Regions from separate parts of the Homo sapiens genome. Here region 1 is linked to region 2. Evidence: read pairs that join two places in POLR2A ChIA-PET (ENCODE). Cell type or tissue: Panc1. All regions are shown on one strand. Links, peaks and the distances in the headings refer to the core of each region. The heading gives the core; the rest is flanking DNA.

Region 1 (9,023 bases), core at 2,265-7,264, 480 kb after region 2:
GGGGGCTGCTGGCTTAACAGCAGGCATCTGGGCAGGCCAGTCCTCAAAGCAGCTCCTGAAGGTCTGTGTTGCACTGTCACCAGTCTCAAGCTATGCCTCTAATTTCACCAGGGATATTGACTAAGAAGACAATAAAATCTTTTTCTTTGTGTAATAACCTCCTCCAATGTGATTCATACTTCATTCTCCATGGCTGAGACAATCCGTGACTCTGAATCCCTCTCTCGATTAACCCCAGAATACCTGCAACCCATTCCCCGTGGACTGTGTTGCTTAAGTGGCCAAGTTTTAAGCCATCTGACCCACCAGCACAGAGCTGATTGGACTAGAGTGGACACTGGATCCAACGGCAGCCAATCACCAGGCTGGCCATGGACTGGGAATTTCAGCTAAGAATTATGGAGAGAATTTACCAGTGGAACTGAAAAAAATAAGGATGCCATAAATTGGAATTAGGGCCATGGCAAACCAAAGCTACTTGCAAGCCAAGTTATGAATAGGAAATACACAGAAGCGAAGAAGCCAGTTATTGGAGGTACAAAAGAGGAGGAGATGCTGAGAATATTCTTGAATGTTCCTGAGTTTTCTAGCTCCAGCCCAAATCTGTATATCTTTAAAATATGCCCCTCATTTTCCTCAGGGCTTCCAAACAAACTGATATACCAGCCGATAGTCCCCAAAGATTAGAATCATACCATCTCTTCCTAACGGGAGACACCATGAACAGAAAATGTGGCGCCTGGTAGGAAGCTGACGGTGGGTGAAAAGACCCTGCTGAGATCCTTTTCTGGCCCCACCTGGCAAGCTGCCAGCCAATGAACTTCTTGGTGGCTCCTCGGGTCACCCCCCCCACCCCCATACACACACACACACACACACACACAACCAGGTGGTGGAAGCCAGCATGCAGCCAGCCTCTATGGGCTGGAGTTTGTTTCCACAGTTGGCTGGATTGAGGAAAAAGCTGGACCGGGGAGCTTTCCTGGGCTAAAGAAATGCCAGACAGCAAAGCTGGCTGAGCAGGTGGGCACTAATCTCACTTTTAAGGATTTCTTGAAGATGGCAAGCCTCACAATCCAAAAAGAACAAGGACAAACCAAACCGCGGCTCTCCTTTGTAGCCAGAGGGCAGAGGAAGAAGACAGCTCTCTGGTGCAAGCCTCTTCCTCTCCCTGGGCTTCAATTTATCCACCTGTACGAGGTCTGTCACATGGAGTTAGGTCTATCAGTTCTCTCAGGTCCCCATGACACCTCCAGACCCAACTTAATGCTGGAAGTGTCTGATGAGAGAGCTCATTCCTGCCTTGGTGCTCTGGGAGCTGAAACAAAAACAAACAGGCATGGCCACCTCCTCCACTGAAATGCTCCCAAGGCTGAAGCTTGCAGGTGGGAGGGCAGGGGAGAGGACAAAGGAGGTGTGAAGCAGCAGGGCCTGACCCACCCACCCCCTGCTCCCGGGTGAAGATGTCCCAGGAGGCGAGATCTGCCAGCCTGCATGTCCATGGGAGCCAGAAGGTGTCTGGCATCAGCACCAAGAGGCCTCATCATTCACCCAAGTTGCTGCTGCTGCTTTGCAGAAGGTAAGGGCTGAAGAGGCATTAAGGGCTTAATTATTCTCCCAGGGAGACTGGTCTCCGGAGGAGGAGGCTGAAATTGAAGTCTACTTCCAATGGGGAAAACAGAAGTTCTTCACTTTGTGCACGTATCATATCCCAAGAGACCGAGTCTCTCTATCGCATTCGGGCGGGAAGGTGGACAAATTCAGTTTAAAAGGGTATTTTTGGCCAGGTGCGGTGGCTAACGCCTGTAATCCCATACATTAGGAGGCCAAGGTGGGTGGATCACGAGGTCAGGAGTTCAAGACCAGCCTGGCCAAGACGGTGAAACCCCGTCTCTACTAAAAATACAAAAGTTAGCCGGGCGTGGCTGCGCGCGCCTGTAATCCCAGCTACTTGGGAGGCTGAGGCAAGAAATTACTTGAACCCGGGAGGCGGAGGTTGCAGTGAGCCGAGATCGGGCCACTGCACTCCAGCCTGGGGGACAGAGTGAGACTCCATCTCAGAAAAAAAAAAAAAAAAAAGGGAAGGGGCGTATTTTCAAATAATTTTCAAGTTACCAAATCTAAAAATAAGGAAAAGACTAGTCTGGAATGAACGGACGAGGGAGGGAGACAATGAGAATGAGAATATGACTAAGCCAGGGAGGGAAAGAGCTGGAACGGCTCAGATTCCCGAGGCTGATACTGAAATTTCCCGGGAGGGGCACTGAGGACGGCCCGAGGGTCTAGAGTGGGGCTTGGGCCCAGATTGGAGGAGATCAGAGAGGTAAGTCCTTTCTGTACCTTCTCGCGAATGCCTGGGCGAGATGCAAGTCCAGGCCCTTCTCTGGGGTCTCTTCCCAAAGGCTGGTCCGGGTGGGGCTACTGGGCTCTTTTGCCTCCCCCTCCCTCCCGCCCGCGGCGCTCCAGCTGGCGCTTATCCCCTTCTTGCACGAACAGCAGTTCCACAGACGCCCCACAGGACTCCGGGAGCCCCACGCCAGCCAGGAATCTGTCCGAGTCTGCGGGCACCCTCCTCTCTCCCCGCAAAGGACTCGCAGGGGTCAGGAAACCCCCCCAGCTGTTACTGGGAGTCGGAGACAGTCTTCTGGCCTCTGGAGGGCGCGCCTCCGTTGGGGGCTCAGCGTCCCCATCTGTAAAGTGGGGACAGGTGTGTGTCTGGGGAAATCTAAGGAGTCCTGCAAGGCTGAGAGCCCCCGATCCTGCCGTTTGAATTCCAGGGTCGCGGCGGACGGCACGGCGCTGCCGCCTTTGCACGGTGGCGCGTGGAGGCAAAGCGAAAAAGGGGACGCCCCGCGCCTCTTTTCCATCCTGGAGAGGGGTTGGGGTGGTGCCCGGCGCAGAGGCGGTGCGCTCGGGGGCGGGGACGACCCTCCAGCGCCACCGCGTGGCTGGACTGGGTTCGGGCGGCGGGCCCAGAAGAGACGCGAGGTAGCCACAGCCTCCTCAGCTACCGCGAAACCAGAACCACGATGACCACAAGTTTTTATGAAGGGAGCAGCCACGAACGCCGGCGCTGGGCGAACTGGTGTAATATGAGTAAGAAAACGGCAGCTAGCATTGATTGAGCTTTATGACAAGCCCACTACTCTCCAGTCCTTTTCTCATTTAAACTCTAATAATAGGCCGGGCACGGTGGTTCACGCCTATAATCCCAACCCTTTGAGAGGCCGAGGCGGGCGGATCACCTGAGGTCAGGGGTTCGAGACCAGCTTGGCCAACATGGTGAAACCTCGTCTCTACTAAAAATACAAAACTTTGCCGGGCATGTTGACAGGCGCCTGTAATCCCAGCTACTGGGGGTGGGGGGTGAGGGGGGTTGGGGGGTTGGGTAATAAAAGACAGGGGAATTGCAACAGAGAAAGAGTAATTCACACAGAGCCAGCCGTGCGGGAGACTGGAGGGTTTTGTTTTTGTTTTTTGGGGTTTTTTTTTTTGAGACGGAGTCTCACTCTGTCGCCCAGGCTGGAGTGCAATGGTGCGATCTGGGCACGCTGCAACCTCCGCCTCCCGGGTTCGAGCGATTCTGCTGCCTCAGTCTCCCCAGTAGCTGGGATTACAGGCATTACAGGCATGCACCACCACTCCCAACTAATTTTTGTATTTTTAGTAGAGACAGGGTTTTGCCATGTTGGCCAGGCTGGTCTCGAAACCATGACCTCAGGTGATCCGCCCACCTTGGCATCCCAAAGTGCTAGGATTACAAGCATGAGGCACCGCGCCCGGCCTGGAGTTTTATTATTACTCAAATCAGTCTCCCGGAGCATTGGGGGAGCAGAGTTTTTAAAGATAACTTGGTGGGTAGGGGGAAGCCAGTGAGCCAGGAGTGCTGCTGATTGGTCAGAGATGAAATCATGGGAGTTGGAGCTGTCTTCTTGGGCTGAGTCAGTTCTTGGGTCTGGGGGCCACAAGATCAGATGAGCCAGTTTATTGATCTGAGTGGTGCCAGCTGATCCATCAAGTGCAGGTTCTGCAAAATATCTCAAGCACCGGCCGGGCACGGGGGCTCACGCCTGTAATCCCAGCACTTTGGAAGGCTGAGGCAGGTGGATCACCTGAGGTCGGGAGTTTGAGACCAGCCTGACCAACATAGAGAAACCCCATCTCTACTAAAAATACAGAATTAGCCGGGTGTGGTGGTGCATGCCTGTAATCCCAGCTACTCAGGAGGCTGAGGCAGGAGAAACGCTTGAACCCGGGAGTTGGAGGTTGTGGTGAGCCGAGAACGCACCATTGCACTCCGGCCTGGGCAAGAAGAGCGAAACTGTCTAAAAAAAAAAAAAAAGAGAAATCTCAAGCACTGGTCTTAGGAGCAGTTTAGGGAGGGTTAGAATCTTGTAGCCTCCAGCTACATGACTCCTAAACCATAATTTCTAATCTTGTGGCTAATGTTAGTCCTACAAAGGCAATCTAGTCCCCAGGCAAGAAGGAGGTCTGCTTTGGGAAAGGGCTGTCTTTGTTTAAACCGTAAACTATACATATAGGTTTCTCCCAAAGTTAGTTCAGCCTTTGCCAAGGAATGAGCAAGGACAGCTTGGAGGTTAGAAGCAAGATGGAGTCAGTTAAGTTGATCTCTTTCACTGTCTCAGTCATAATTTTGCAAAGGCTGTTTCAAGCTGAGATCGCACCACTGCACTCCAACCTGGGTGACAGAGCGAGACTCTGTCTCAAAAAAATAAAAATAAAAATAAAAATAAACTCATAATAATCTTTGAAGTGGGTACTACTATCAAATATTAGTTCCATCTCACAGAGGAGGAAACTGAGGTTTAGAAAGTCTGATCAACTCGCCCAAGTCCACCTTTGATGGAGAAAGCTGACCCACTGAAGCCCCCAACATTTTCCAACTGGACACTTGGAAATGTTGGGGGAACATTCTAGTTTGCCAAGGAGCTGAAATCATCCGGTCTTTAAAGACCCTCCCATGCCCCCGTTTGTGGTTAACTCCTTCATCCCTGCTCCAGGGAGTGGCCTCCACCTCTCCATTTTGAAGGAGAATGATGTCTGTGGCCACCAAGGTCAGAAGCCAAAGGACAGAGCTTTTCTCTGATGCCCAGGAGCCTTGGCAGGAAGAGTGCTTGGAGAGTTGAGAGTCAGAGACTGGGGAAAGCTGGGTAGTCAGGAGCTTCCAGAAGGGTAGGAAGAATGCGAGGTTCCCCAGGTTCTGGGCCCTGCTCGGCTTCCAACTGGCTATGTGATTTTGGGCAAGTGCCTTCTCTTCTCTGGGCCTCAGTTTCCCTCAAAATGGGAGGATTCTTCTAGGTCTAATAATCTCTTCCCTTTCCCCACCTCCCCTTATCTCTCCTACACAAACTGCTCCCCACTGCCCCACCCAGACTGGCTCTGATATTCCAGAAGCCTTTAACTACGGTTTGAAAGTCCCAGGTGGAAGTTGCCGCCCATCCCTGAGGTTCCTCCTGAGCTCTGGGCCCAGGGCTTTAGGTCCTGCTAGGGTATGTGGCCTTGGCAGGTTGGAGAGATCAGAGGGGAGGAAGGCCCAGTGCCTCTGAGACAGGCCTCAGGGAGGCCTGCATTGTGATGACCTGATCCACTCTATGACATCATCCTCTCTTCCACCCTCTCTTCTCCCTGGTCAACCGCTCTGCAAACAACCATCAATCTGATCCCACAGGCCTGAGAAAGTCTGCTCTCCAGTACCTGCTGCTGATCTGTTTCAGCCGACAAGAGGCACCATGAAATTGGAATTCACGGAGAAAAACTACAATAGCTTCGTGCTGCAGAACCTGAACAGACAGAGGAAACGCAAAGAGTACTGGGACATGGCCCTGAGTGTGGACAACCACGTCTTCTTTGCACATCGCAATGTGCTGGCTGCTGTCTCCCCACTGGTGAGGAGCCTCATCTCCAGCAATGACATGAAGACCGCTGATGAGCTTTTCATCACCATTGACACCAGTTACCTGAGCCCGGTCACAGTGGACCAGCTTCTGGACTACTTCTATAGCGGCAAGGTGGTGATCTCCGAGCAAAATGTGGAGGAGCTGCTTCGTGGGGCTCAGTATTTCAACACACCACGCCTTCGAGTTCACTGTAACGACTTCCTTATTAAGTCCATCTGCCGTGCCAACTGCTTGCGCTACCTCTTCTTGGCTGAGCTGTTTGAGCTCAAAGAGGTATCAGACGTAGCTTACTCTGGCATTCGGGACAACTTCCACTACTGGGCCAGTCCTGAGGGCTCCATGCACTTCATGCGCTGTCCACCTGTTATCTTTGGCCGCCTGCTCCGTGATGAAAACCTTCACGTGCTCAATGAAGACCAGGCGCTCAGCGCACTCATCAATTGGGTGTACTTCCGGAAGGAGGATCGGGAGAAGTATTTCAAGAAGTTCTTCAATTACATCAATCTCAATGCTGTCTCCAATAAGACGCTGGTGTTTGCCAGCAACAAGCTGGTGGGCATGGAGAACACCTCATCCCATACAACCCTGATTGAGAGTGTCCTGATGGACCGCAAGCAGGAGCGGCCATGCAGCCTGCTGGTCTACCAGCGGAAAGGGGCCCTGCTTGATTCCGTGGTCATCCTCGGTGGCCAGAAGGCCCACGGCCAGTTCAATGATGGAGTGTTTGCTTATATCATCCAGGAGAACCTGTGGATGAAGCTCTCAGACATGCCCTATCGGGCAGCAGCACTTAGTGCCACCTCTGCTGGTCGCTACATCTACATCTCTGGTGGCACCACTGAGCAGATTTCAGGGCTGAAGACAGCCTGGCGGTATGACATGGATGACAACTCCTGGACCAAGTTGCCTGACCTGCCCATCGGGCTTGTCTTCCACACCATGGTGACCTGTGGGGGGACAGTGTACTCAGTGGGCGGGAGCATTGCCCCAAGGCGGTATGTCTCCAACATCTATCGCTATGATGAGCGGAAGGAAGTCTGGTGCCTGGCAGGAAAGATGAGCATCCCCATGGATGGCACCGCCGTGATCACTAAAGGAGACAGGCATCTGTACATTGTCACTGGACGGTGCTTGGTGAAAGGTTATATCTCCCGGGTCGGGGTAGTGGACTGCTTTGACACCAGCACTGGGGACGTGGTCCAGTGTATCACCTTCCCCATTGAGTTCAACCATCGGCCCCTGCTCTCTTTCCAACAGGACAACATCCTCTGCGTGCACAGCCACCGGCAGAGTGTGGAAATCAATCTGCAGAAGGTGAAGGCAAGCAAGACGACCACCTCAGTGCCTGTCTTGCCCAACAGCTGCCCCTTGGATGTGTCCCATGCTATATGCTCCATTGGAGACAGCAAGGTGTTTGTATGTGGGGGTGTCACCACTGCCAGCGATGTCCAGACAAAGGACTACACCATCAATCCAAATGCCTTCTTGCTGGACCAAAAGACAGGCAAGTGGAAGACCCTGGCTCCTCCACCAGAGGCACTGGACTGTCCTGCCTGCTGTCTAGCCAAGCTACCTTGCAAGATTCTTCAAAGGATTTAAACATTTTAAGTGGGAGAATAAGTAAATGCATTATTATTCACGATTTAATGAGAGAAAGAGAGGAAGATGGCCTGTTGTTTCCTTCTTAGTGTTCCAGTCCATGCTTGGCCCTGAAGGTGGAGATCCTAGGGGAGGGCTGCTCCCAGTGGGTGGAAACTCAGGGCCACTATGTCATTGGAGGTATCCAACAGGGCCTGGAAAGGAACCCCTGGTGGGTGGAATTGAGGCCCCTCCCAGGCACTGGCCAAGGCGATGTCTGTCCCCTATTCTGTACCCCTGTGATCACCTCTCAGGCATCTGCTAGATTGGCAGGTAAACATCCACTCAGAGCTGTGAAGCATCAAGCTCCTCCAGCACCTGCTTCCCTCCGGTCTTTCACAAAAGCAGGGGAGGACCCGTCCCAGGTCTGAGAGAGGAATCTCATGGCCAGGAAGGAGAAGGTGACCTGGGTAAGACTCAGAAAAGAAGGCAGAAGGAACAGGGGAGGCAAGGTTACTTAGCTTCTGTATTTGCCCATGCAGCTACGGTAGTTTGTGTCTCATTTGTGGGAAAGCTGGAGGTTCCTTACAATTGTTTCTACTAAGCCAAGTACATTGAGAACTTTCTCCAGGAATATGAGTCTGAGGGACTGGGGATAAAAGAGAGGCCAGTAAAGGGAAAAGAAAGAAACATATCCTGGTCGGGCACAGTGGCCCATGCCTGTAATCCCAACACTTCGGAAGGCTGAGGCAGAAGGATCACCTGAGCCCAGGAGTTTGAGACCAGCCTAAGCAATAAAGTGAGATCCCGTTTCTAGTATAAAAAAAAATAATAAGGCCGGGGGTGGTTGCTCACGCCTGTAATCCCAGCACTTTGGGAGGCCAAGGCAGGTGGATCACCCGAGGTCAGGAGTTTGAGACCAGCCAGCCTGACCAACATGGTGAAACCCTGTCTCTACTAAAAATACAAAATTAGCGAGGCGTGGTGGCACATGCCTGTAATCCCAGCTACTCGGGAGGCTGAGGCAGGAAAATCTCTTGAACTTGGGAGGCAGAGCTTGCAGTGAGCCGAGATAACGCCACTGCACTCCAGTCTGGGCGACAAGAGTGACACTCCGTCTCAAAAAAAAAAAAAAACAGAATCTACTTTTGCATTTGGCAAGCAGCTAGACTAAGGGTGCTAGAAAGCCTGGATCGCTTTAATTCAATCAAGGCATTATATGATTCAAATTTAGGCTTTAGACTATTTCCACCTTTATTCTTAGTGTGTAGCCCTTTAGGGTCCCAACAAAAATCACTTTTCTGGGGCTTCCCAACCACATATGACTAGCGTCCCTTCTATCTTTTCAGTGCTTGCCCTCTGCTGCCCTGGCCACCTCCCTATCCCCTATCACCGCCAGCATCTATCATATAGTAATTTATAAGGATTTATTCTTGCCTTTCTCCTAGCTAAGATCAATTTTTGCTCTTTTGATGTTGTTGTTGAGATGGGATCTCACTTTGTCATCCAGGCTGGACTGCAGTGGTG
Region 2 (9,023 bases), core at 1,887-6,886:
TTTAAAACTCTCCCAGTGATTCTCATGCATGCTGAAGTTTGAGAAGCACTGGAGTTGTTGCGCCGTGGGCAGCTACAATTACTTGAATTGTAGACATGGCCCACAGAGTTGGGGAGTTGGTAGGGTCCTAGGTGGCCCAACCCTAGTTTATTGGTGGCAAATAAAATGGGATGAGAAGGTACAGGACAGACTGATAATCACGGCAGGTGTGGACCTACTTATAAAGGCTTCTTTTACCTTCTAGGTCATCGATGGTTTTCTCCAACTTTGCCACAGACCTCTCGGCAAACTCTGCTCGGGTCTCAGCCTGGGGGTAAAGGCAGGATGGGAGAAATGGCAAAGAATTAGGCCCTCCCACAGACTACTGCCTAAGTCAAGCTTCTTGTCCATCCCAACCCTCAAGTGTCCTGCCACAGGCCGTCTCTGGCAAGGATTAGGGTGGCTTGAGGGGAGACTGGGAACTGGAAGAGGACTCTCACCTCCTTCAGCTTCTCCTCCAACAGTTTGATCTCCTCTTCATATTTATCTTCTTTGGTGGAATACTTTTGGGGACACACACACGCCATCAGTACAGCGCTACCACAGATCCTTCATTTCTCCATTGTACCCCGTAGGCTCCTGGTCATCTTGCCTCCGTTGAACACCCAGCCCCTCCCTGCCTTGGGCCCCTCACCTCCCTCCCCTGTGGGACCCCATCCTCACTGCCCCTCTGCTCCCCTCTACCTTGTCCGCCTGGGCCTCCAGGGATTTCAAGTTGTTGGTAACAATTTTCAGCTCCTCCTCTAGGTCCCCACATTTACTGCAGGGGGTGTGTGGCGGGGGGGGCAGGGTGTGAGGGCACAGCGAAGCCAGACAGTGGAGATGGCACAGCAGGGGACGGGTGGAGGAGAGAAGAGAAGAGCAAAGTTGTGAGAGTGACAGCAGGCAGGGCTCAGAAGCCCCAGGCCCTTCCTGATCCCCAGCAGCTGAGAAAGAGCAGCCTGCGGTGCTGAGACGGAGGGAAGGTGAGCTGAGAGAAGGCGCCATTGCCCAGAAAGGTTCAGAGGGGTCACTACCTCCTCCTCTGAGGCCATCAGGGACTTGAGGGCCTGGTCCATGGTTCGAAGTTCCTCCTCCAGCTGTCTGGCTCGGCTGGGGGCAGCGGGCAGGGGTCAGAGAACAGGGCCTGTCCCTACAGCCCCAAGCCTAGGATGCTACCTTCCCACTGTGTGGAAGGCCCCAGGGCCAATGGGCTCACTTGTCACCCCCGGGTATCTTTACCTCTCGGCCACCTCAGCCCTCTCCTCCGAGCGCTCCAGCTCTCCTTCCAGGATCACCAGCTTCCTGGCCACCTGTGGGGAGTGAGAAAGAGAGGGTAGATCAGTGGAGAAGGACTGGGCATGTTGCAGGCTGGGCAGCGAGCAGGCAGAGGGGCAAGGCTGTCACCTCTTCATATTTGCGGTCTGAATCCTCAGCGATGTGCTTGGCCTCCTTCAGCTGCATCTCCTGCAGTTCCATCTTCTCCTCATCCTTCATGGCCCGGTTTTCGATGACCTTCATTCCTCTGAAAGGCAGGGAGAGGGTGAGCGTAGGGTCAGGACCAGCAGAGACAGGCTCCCTTCTCCCTCCCGGACCATCCTCCCCGAGGCCCCTGACCACCTCTCGCTCTCATCAGCCGCCTTCTCGGCCTCCTCCAGCTTCTGCAGGGCTGTAGCCAGGCGCTCCTGGGCCCGGTCCAGCTCCTCCTCAACCAGCTGAATGCGGCGGTTCAGGGAGGCCACATCTGCCTCAGCCTGTGGGTCAGAGGTCAGGGGTCAAAAAGGCCTTGTTAGCCTTGGATAAGGATCAGAGAGGCTCCAGAGGATGGCGAGATTCTTCTCAGAAAGAACTGAGGCTTCCTGGTTTCTAGACATTCTATGTGATTTTTCCCCAACCAATCATCTTCTGCCCAGACTGTGCTCCAGTAAAAAATGTGCATTCAGGCCGGGCATGGTGGCTCACGCCTGTAATCCCCGCACTCTGGGAGGCCGAGGCGGGTGGATCACCTGAGGTGAGGAGTTTGAGAGCAGCCTGGCCAACATGGTGAAACTCTGTCTCTATTAAAAATAAAAAATTAGCCAGGCATGGTGGCGCATGCCTGTAATCCCAGCTACTTGGGAGGCTGAGGCACAAGAATCACTTGAACCCAGGAGGCGGAGGTTGCAGTGAGCTGAGGTCGTGCCACTGCACTCCAGCCTGGGTAAAAAGAACGAAACTCCATCTCAAAAAAACAAAAAAATACATGCATTCCTTGCTTGACAAGCTCCGCTCCCCTGCTGCAGGGCCTCTCCTGCACTGTGCACAGTTAGTCTCCCAAAGGTCACCTGCACACAAGTCCTCCTGTTCCCTGTGGGAGCACTTCAAGTGCTGGGGCCAGGTCTGATGCAGCTCTGATTCCTACACAGCAAAGCCTGGCCCAGGTAAGGGGATGGGAGGAGAATCAGGCCAACCAGACATCACTGCTGCTAAGAATAGCCCGTCACAGAATCAAGCTCAGTGATACTGGGCATGGTGGTGCATGCCTGTCATCCCAGCTACTCCGAAGGCTAAGGCGGGAGTTCAGCTTGACCCCAGGAGCCCTGCCTGGGAAACATAGCAAGATCCCATCTCAAAAAAAAAAAAAAAAAAAAGTATCAAGTTCAGTGATGTCATCTGTCATCAGCTGTAAGGCAGACTCCCAGCAAGAAGCCCAAGAGGCAGGCCTATAAGGAATACCCATGGCTGTAGCAAGGGGCTCCCTGCCAAGGCCAGCAGAGAGCTGGGGGCAATGCAGGGGCAGTGTGAGGGATGTCTACTCAGCCCCTGGGCTTGCAGTAGGAGGCAAAACCATGGAGGTTTTGGAAAAAATCCATAAAAACTGGTCAAACACTGAGAAAAAGGGCAGAGCAAGGCGAGCGCCAGTAAAGGAAAATGAGAGGAGCAGGGCAGCCACGTGTTAAGAGCATCGGCTCTGAGTCAGATTGTCTTTGAGCCACGGCTCAGCCACTCAACACCTGTGTAACTGTGGGCAACTTATTTAGCCTCTCTAAGCTTCAGTTTCCTCCTTCACAAGTTGGAGTTAACAATAACAGTTCCTCCTTCTTAAGGCTGTTCTGAGATAATCCACTGCTTTTAATACTCAGTTAATCAACAGGACCTTCGGTGAGACTCATAAAACTAAACAGGTTCTCTTACTCCATGCTAGATCCACTGAATTGGGATGTGTAGGGCGGGGGCTTGGGAATCTTCTCTTTTTTTTTTAAAGCCCCCGAGTGATTCTGATGATAAGCCAAGTTTGGGAAATTGTAAAATAACATGCAGAAAGCACTGAGTACATTGCCTGCACAGGGTCCACATTCCATAAATATTAGGTTATCCCCTTTCTCTGTCAAAAACAAGGACACAGAGACCCTGAGATTTCAGAGTGGAAAGGAGAGAGGACCTGTGTAGGGAAAGGAGGTGGGGGGAGGGGCTGGGGGCAGCACTTGGACACAGCATAGGAAGCAGGTCCTTGGTCGGACTGTAGGGCAGGAGAAACAGCACCATATATAGAGAGTAGATGGTAGCTTGTCTTCCAGGTGCTGAAGGCACCTGGAGCTTGGCCACCTAGAGTGACAAGAGCCCATCATGGGCACAGGGCCGGATGACAGTGTGGAAGCATTCTGGGGACAGCATTGGGGGTTGGGAAGAATCACTGTGGGGGACATTGGAGTACTACCCTAGAGAGAGGTGAGACTGTAAAAGAAAAACTCTGCATGATGGTGGGGTGACAAAAGACTCTGGAAAGTTTGGGAAGTCCTGGGGTCCTCATCATGGGACTGATATGTGCCATTTCCTGCCTCTCAAGCTCTTCCCAGTTACGGGGGCGGCTCTCTAACCACAGGACAGGCACTACTGTCCCCATTAGAAAAATGGGAAGCAAGAGAGAGGGAGAAACTGAGGCACCATGTAAGTTGAGTGCTGTGTTCAAGGTCACCAGGAAGCTTGGGCAGTCTTTCCTATCTGCTCCTGGTGCTGCGGCTCTGCCTCCCCAGCTCTGTCCCTGTCCCCCCTGCCCCTCCAGCCCCCACCAGCAACTTGGGTTTCCAATCTTGCCTCCAGCTGCACTGGGCCTTGGTTATTTATAGAGTGTCAGATGCCCAGGGTTGTCTGTGCTAGCAGCTGCAGGTCAGCTCCCTCCCAAGTGCCAGGACTGGTGGAGAACCAAAACTGGAGGCTGGAGGTCACAGAAGCCCAACCCCTGGGGGGCTGGGAACATGAGCAGTCGACACAAACAGCTATGTCATCTCTGATGTTCAGACCATGCTTTATGCTAATCTAACCATAGGTTCATCTTAAAACAATCCTGGGTGGAAGGAAGATGGGGAAACTGAGGCAGAGAATGGGGAAACTACCACCACACCAAAGCCATATGGCCATTCTCCTACCTTAAGCTGGGGGTTGGGAATGGCAGGAAGTGAAGTCTGGTTGGGGTTGTGGGGTGGGCAGAGAAATCTCAGGGTAAATGACCTGCCAAGGTAGCTGCTTTGGCATTTGTGGCCCTGTCCCTCTGCCCTGTGGCCTGGCATGGTCTCCAGGCTGACAGCTTAATGAGGGTAAATGAGGAGCCATTAGAACCTGAGCTGGGGCCCCAGGGCACAGCAGGGCTGCTGAAGCCAGAGGTCAAGGCCAGGGAATTTCTAATGGCCCCTTAGGGTTGTAACTCAAGTGGGGTCTCATCTCTGGATCCCTCTCCCTCCTCCTGCAGGCTAGTACCTCACATCCACATCCCCCCATCCCCAAACGGCTGCAGTCTCCTCTCCAATTTCAGCTGGAGGATTAATTGAGGTAGATGGTAAATTCTTATACCTTCCACCCCCACAATGACTCATTGCTTGATCACTGTACATTCTAAAAGCTGGAACCAAACAGAATTACAGGGCTAAGTCCTCTGGGGGAAGTGGTAGGTGGTTTTGATTTATCCACTGTCTTGGATTACTTGTGTAAGTTTACCCTAGCCCTGGTTACTGAGATGAAACCATTTCTCTCCTGGCGCTGGGGACATAAGGGGATAAGGTGCCCCAATCCTCTTATTCCCATACCCGGGGGGCCCCTTCCCAGAGCCCTAACTCCTCCCATTGTCCCCCAAGTCCACACTCACATCAGTGGCCTTCTTCTCGGCCTGCTCCAGTTTCTCCTGGGCCTCCTTCACGGATTCAGAATACTTTTCCACCTCATCCTCTGTCCCCTTCAGCTTCTTCTGGAGGGCCTGCTGCTCCTCCTCCAGCTGGGACAGAGGGGACTTGGTCAGCCAGGCTGGGAGGGGGCCCAGGCCCAGAATGGAGACGCGGTGTGTGTAGGGGCGCTACTAAGATTTGGAGGCTACTGGGATGGAAGCGGAATAACATAAAAGGGACAGTACAGTCAAGGGTACTGGTGGGACCCGTTGAGGGTACAGAGAAAACTTCAGGCCCCAAGGAGCAGGACCAACCGCGCTCTGCAAAGGCAGAGTGGAAACCAGGGGCCTGGGGCTTCCCCAGGCTATTGTAGGGGAGAGAAGCGGCTCTGGCGAAGGCCCTGAGGGTACTGCGAAGGCCCAGCCCCCACCCTGGGTGAGAGAGAGCCTTGGCGGGCAGGCCCGGGGCTGGGGGACCCATGGCAGCGGCCCACCCTTGCCCTAGGCGCGGGGAGAGCAGGCTGCACTGGGCCCGGCCCTAACCTGCTTGCAGCGGTCCTCAGCTTGCTTCTTGTCGGCTTCGGCCTGCTCGGCGCGGTCGATGGCGTTCTCCTTGTCCAGCTTCAGCATCTGCATCTTCTTCTTGATGGCGTCCATGGCTGCGGTGGGGGGTGGGCCGGCCGGCAGGCGGTGAGGACCGGACGGACTGGGCTGGGTGAGCGGACTGGGTGCACCGGTGGCAGGCGAGGAGGACGGAGCGGGACTGGGACGTCCCGGCCACGCGGGCGCCTAAAAGGCGGGGAGGGACCGGGCGGGGCCGGCAACCAGGACCCTCCCCCACCTCGGCCCAAACCTTGTAGGGGCAGAAGCACGGCCCGGCCGGGGGGTGCGGCCGCCCCCTTCGCCCACCCACTGGGGACCGCCTCCCTTGGGGTCCCGCCCCCATCCCCCTCTTCCCTGCCAGCCGTCGGAGGAAAAAGTGGCCGACGGTCGGCTGGAAAAACCCCGGCGATGCGAAGGGGAGGGGACCCTTGGGCTGGGGGCTCCGTGCTTCCTCTGAGTGACAGCCGGACCCAGTGGCAGCTGCGGCTGGGGCCCCTGGGGCTATTTCGGGGCGTGAGCTCACGGCAGCTGCCCGGGCGCAGGGACCGGCGTGCCCCCCCTCAGCTGCAGCAGCCGCTACCCTTAATTTAGAAGTTTCCTGCAAATCCCCCCGGATTAAATGTCTCTCGGGAGGCGGAGCTCCTCGGCAGTTTGAGTGCCTCAGTTTACCCTGAGTCCCTCTAGGTTTGCGTTATCGACGTGGTGGTAGTAGCGGAGTCTCATCGGGAGCTTGGGGAAACTGAAGCAGGAAGCGAGCCCAGAGCCCCGGTCGCGGTGGGGAGTGTGGCCGGGCTTGCTGCCCCCAGGACCGGCCTGACCTCTCATCCCCTCGCCTCCCCTCCCAGCCCCTGCCCCTGGAGCCAGGCCCTTCCTGCGAGCACCCGGCGGCTCAGGACCCAGCTCCCCGCCCCGCCCCCCACGTGCCCCGCATATTTTCCACGCGGCTGCGGCCAGGCTGGTCACCGCGCGTTCCCCGCCCCCGCTCCCACCCGGACGCGTCCCGAGCCCCTCCGCTCCCCGCCCCTGGCTCCGCCTGGCCCCACTCCCCTCCGCGCGCCTTCCCTCTTCTCCCCCGCTCCCCGCGGACGCTCCTCTCTTTCCCAGTGGGCCAACTTTATGCTGAAATTTCTTTTCTGCCCTTTTTTGGGATGTTTCCCCATTGGGAGGCGGAGCCGGGCTGCGGCGGGGAAGGCGGAGGGCGAGGGGAAGAGTCACTGAGCTGCGGGGCATAGGGGGTCCGGGGCGAGGTGCCTTCTCCCACCCAGGCCGCCAAACCAGCGCCGGAGCCGGGTCGTGGGGTCTGGGAGTCGGAGGCGCGAGGCGCGAGGGTGTTTGTTTTCGTTTTTCCCTGGGGTGGGGTGGGGGGAAAGGAAGTGGAGAGCCGCCGGGAGGAGGGGGAAGGGGAGGAGAGAACAAGCGGAGGAAGCCGGGAGGGAGCTGCTAGCCTCGCCCCCACCCTCCAGTCATAGAGGGGCGGGAGGCCTGGATTTTGCAGTGGGCTGGGGACCGTGGGAACCCGAGGCCGCTGGCCGGGGCGGTGGGGAGGTGGCGTGGAAATGCATTCAGATCTGTTTAGCTGCCTGCTAGCCACACGGAGAGCAACCCTGGCCTGACCTCGCAGTGTTCCTCTAACTCCGTGGAAGACGCCTCATCCACCAGTAGCCTATGCTAGACCACTGGGTATCCCCTGCCCTTCGCGTCTCACAACCACCTAATCCTGGAGAGGCTGCCTTCTACCAAGGAGGTTCCTCCTCGGGTCGGTCTGGGCTGGCCTCTGGCCGCGCCTTATGTTTTCTTCAGTCTGTTTTGTAGTCTTACTTCTAGTTCCTCAACTCATTCATTCATTTGACTGTCCCATGACATTGTTGTCAAATATCTTTTTAAAAGTTAATGCGAATATTATCTAAAATTCTCCAAAACCCCTCCCTAATCCCTGTCCCCCCACCTTTTTTGAGACGGGAGCTTGCTAGATTGCCCAGGCTGGTCTTGAACTTATGGGCTTAAGTGATCCTCCCGACTCAGCCTCCTGAGTAGCTGGGATTACAGGCGTGCGGGCACCCTGCCTGTTTTGAGGAGAAAAAAAAAATCCACATTTCTTAATATGGTATAGAAGGCCCGTTGTTTTGGCTGTTGCCTGCCTCTCTGGCCTCATCTCCTTCCATGCCCAACCTCACCCCCAGTATTCATACTTGTACCTCATGCTGCATTCATAATGAGCTACGTGCAGGAGCTGGAAATAGCCATACTTTTCTTAAAGCTTCCACAGTTTATGCATTCTGTTCTCTCTCCCTAAAATGCCCATCCCCTTGGCTGATTCCTGGTGGCCTTTAAGACTCAGTAAGTGTCAGCTTTTCTGGGAAGCCTTCCCTGGCCACTTCTCTTCCCACCGCCTCACCTAATAGGTGCGTGTTCTTGGTGCGGGCTCTCACCCTCATCCTAGTCCCATGGTATAACTGTTCTTATACCGGTTTGGCGCCTCCGCCGGTCTGTGAGTCCTCAACAGAAACGACTGTTCTCAATTCTGAATCCCCAAGGCCTATCACAGCACCAGGCATAGAGTTGGCACTTCATGAACATTTGCCAGATGAGTTTTTTATGTACCAGTTTCTGGGTACTTATCAAATATACTAATACGGTGTGGGTCTTTTGGTCTTAGAACCCATTACACTCTTAAAAAGTATTGAAGACCCCCAAACAGCTTTTTTGTTGAAGTGGGTTATATCTACCAATAGTTGCCATATTAAAATGAAACTTGAGAAAAATTTTAAATATGTATCAATTCGTTAAAAATAACAAAAATAAACTCATTACACATTAATCATGTTAACATAATGTTCTAAATGAAAGATAACTATATTCCCATTCCCCGAATTAATGAGAGTATGGAAATTATTTTACATTTTTACGAATCTCTTTACTCTCTGGCTTCCAAGGGGACAGCTGTATTATCAATATCTCCTTCCATATTTGATCTGTTGCTATATGTTGGTTACTGAGACATATGAAGAAAATCCTGTCTCACAACAGATATGCAGTTGGAAAGATTTATTTATTATTTTATTTATTTATTTTGAAACAGTCTTGCTCTGTTGCCCAGGCTGGAGTGCGGTGGTGCGATCTTGGCTCACTGCAACCTCCGCTTCCCAGGTTCAAGCAATTCTCCTGTCTCAGCCTCCTGAGTAGCTGGGACTACAGGCATGCACCACCATGCCTGACTAATTTTTGTATTTTCAGTAGAGACAGGGTTTCACCATGTTGGCCAGGCTGG

The links. ChIA-PET counts read pairs that join two places held together with the same protein. Peaks named below come from ENCODE experiments on the same cell type or tissue, not always from the same donor. Only the 100,000 strongest peaks of a DNase experiment are listed, where the experiment ranks them.
Region 1: POLR2A ChIA-PET joins it to region 2 with 7 read pairs; 1 of 35 experiments calls an interaction of 5 or more read pairs at or near these places.

The regions. Positions count from the first base shown.
Region 1 is chr9:36,163,753-36,172,775 of GRCh38, forward strand. It overlaps CCIN (calicin), which reads left to right and starts at 5,636. Exons shown (of 1, transcript NM_005893.3): 1 at 5,636-7,582. The coding sequence starts at 5,751. The coding sequence ends at 7,517. It overlaps GLIPR2 (GLI pathogenesis related 2), which reads left to right. Exons shown (of 5, transcript NM_022343.4): 5 at 1-154. RefSeq lists enhancers at 2,542-2,651, 2,742-3,242 and a silencer at 2,842-3,051. In Panc1, for the core only: no CTCF peak of the experiment used is centred there; a DNase peak (open chromatin) is centred at 3,009; H3K4me3 peaks cover 1,088 bases.
Region 2 is chr9:35,684,009-35,693,031 of GRCh38, forward strand. TPM2 (tropomyosin 2) reads right to left here and starts at 5,917. Exons shown (of 9, transcript NM_003289.4): 1 at 5,696-5,917; 2 at 5,138-5,263; 3 at 1,639-1,772; 4 at 1,426-1,543; 5 at 1,261-1,331; 6 at 724-799; 7 at 480-542; 8 at 238-307. The coding sequence starts at 5,809. RefSeq lists an enhancer at 3,882-4,359 and a silencer at 7,255-7,334. In Panc1, for the core only: no CTCF peak of the experiment used is centred there; no DNase peak of the experiment used is centred there; H3K4me3 peaks cover 2,840 bases; H3K27ac peaks cover 3,141 bases.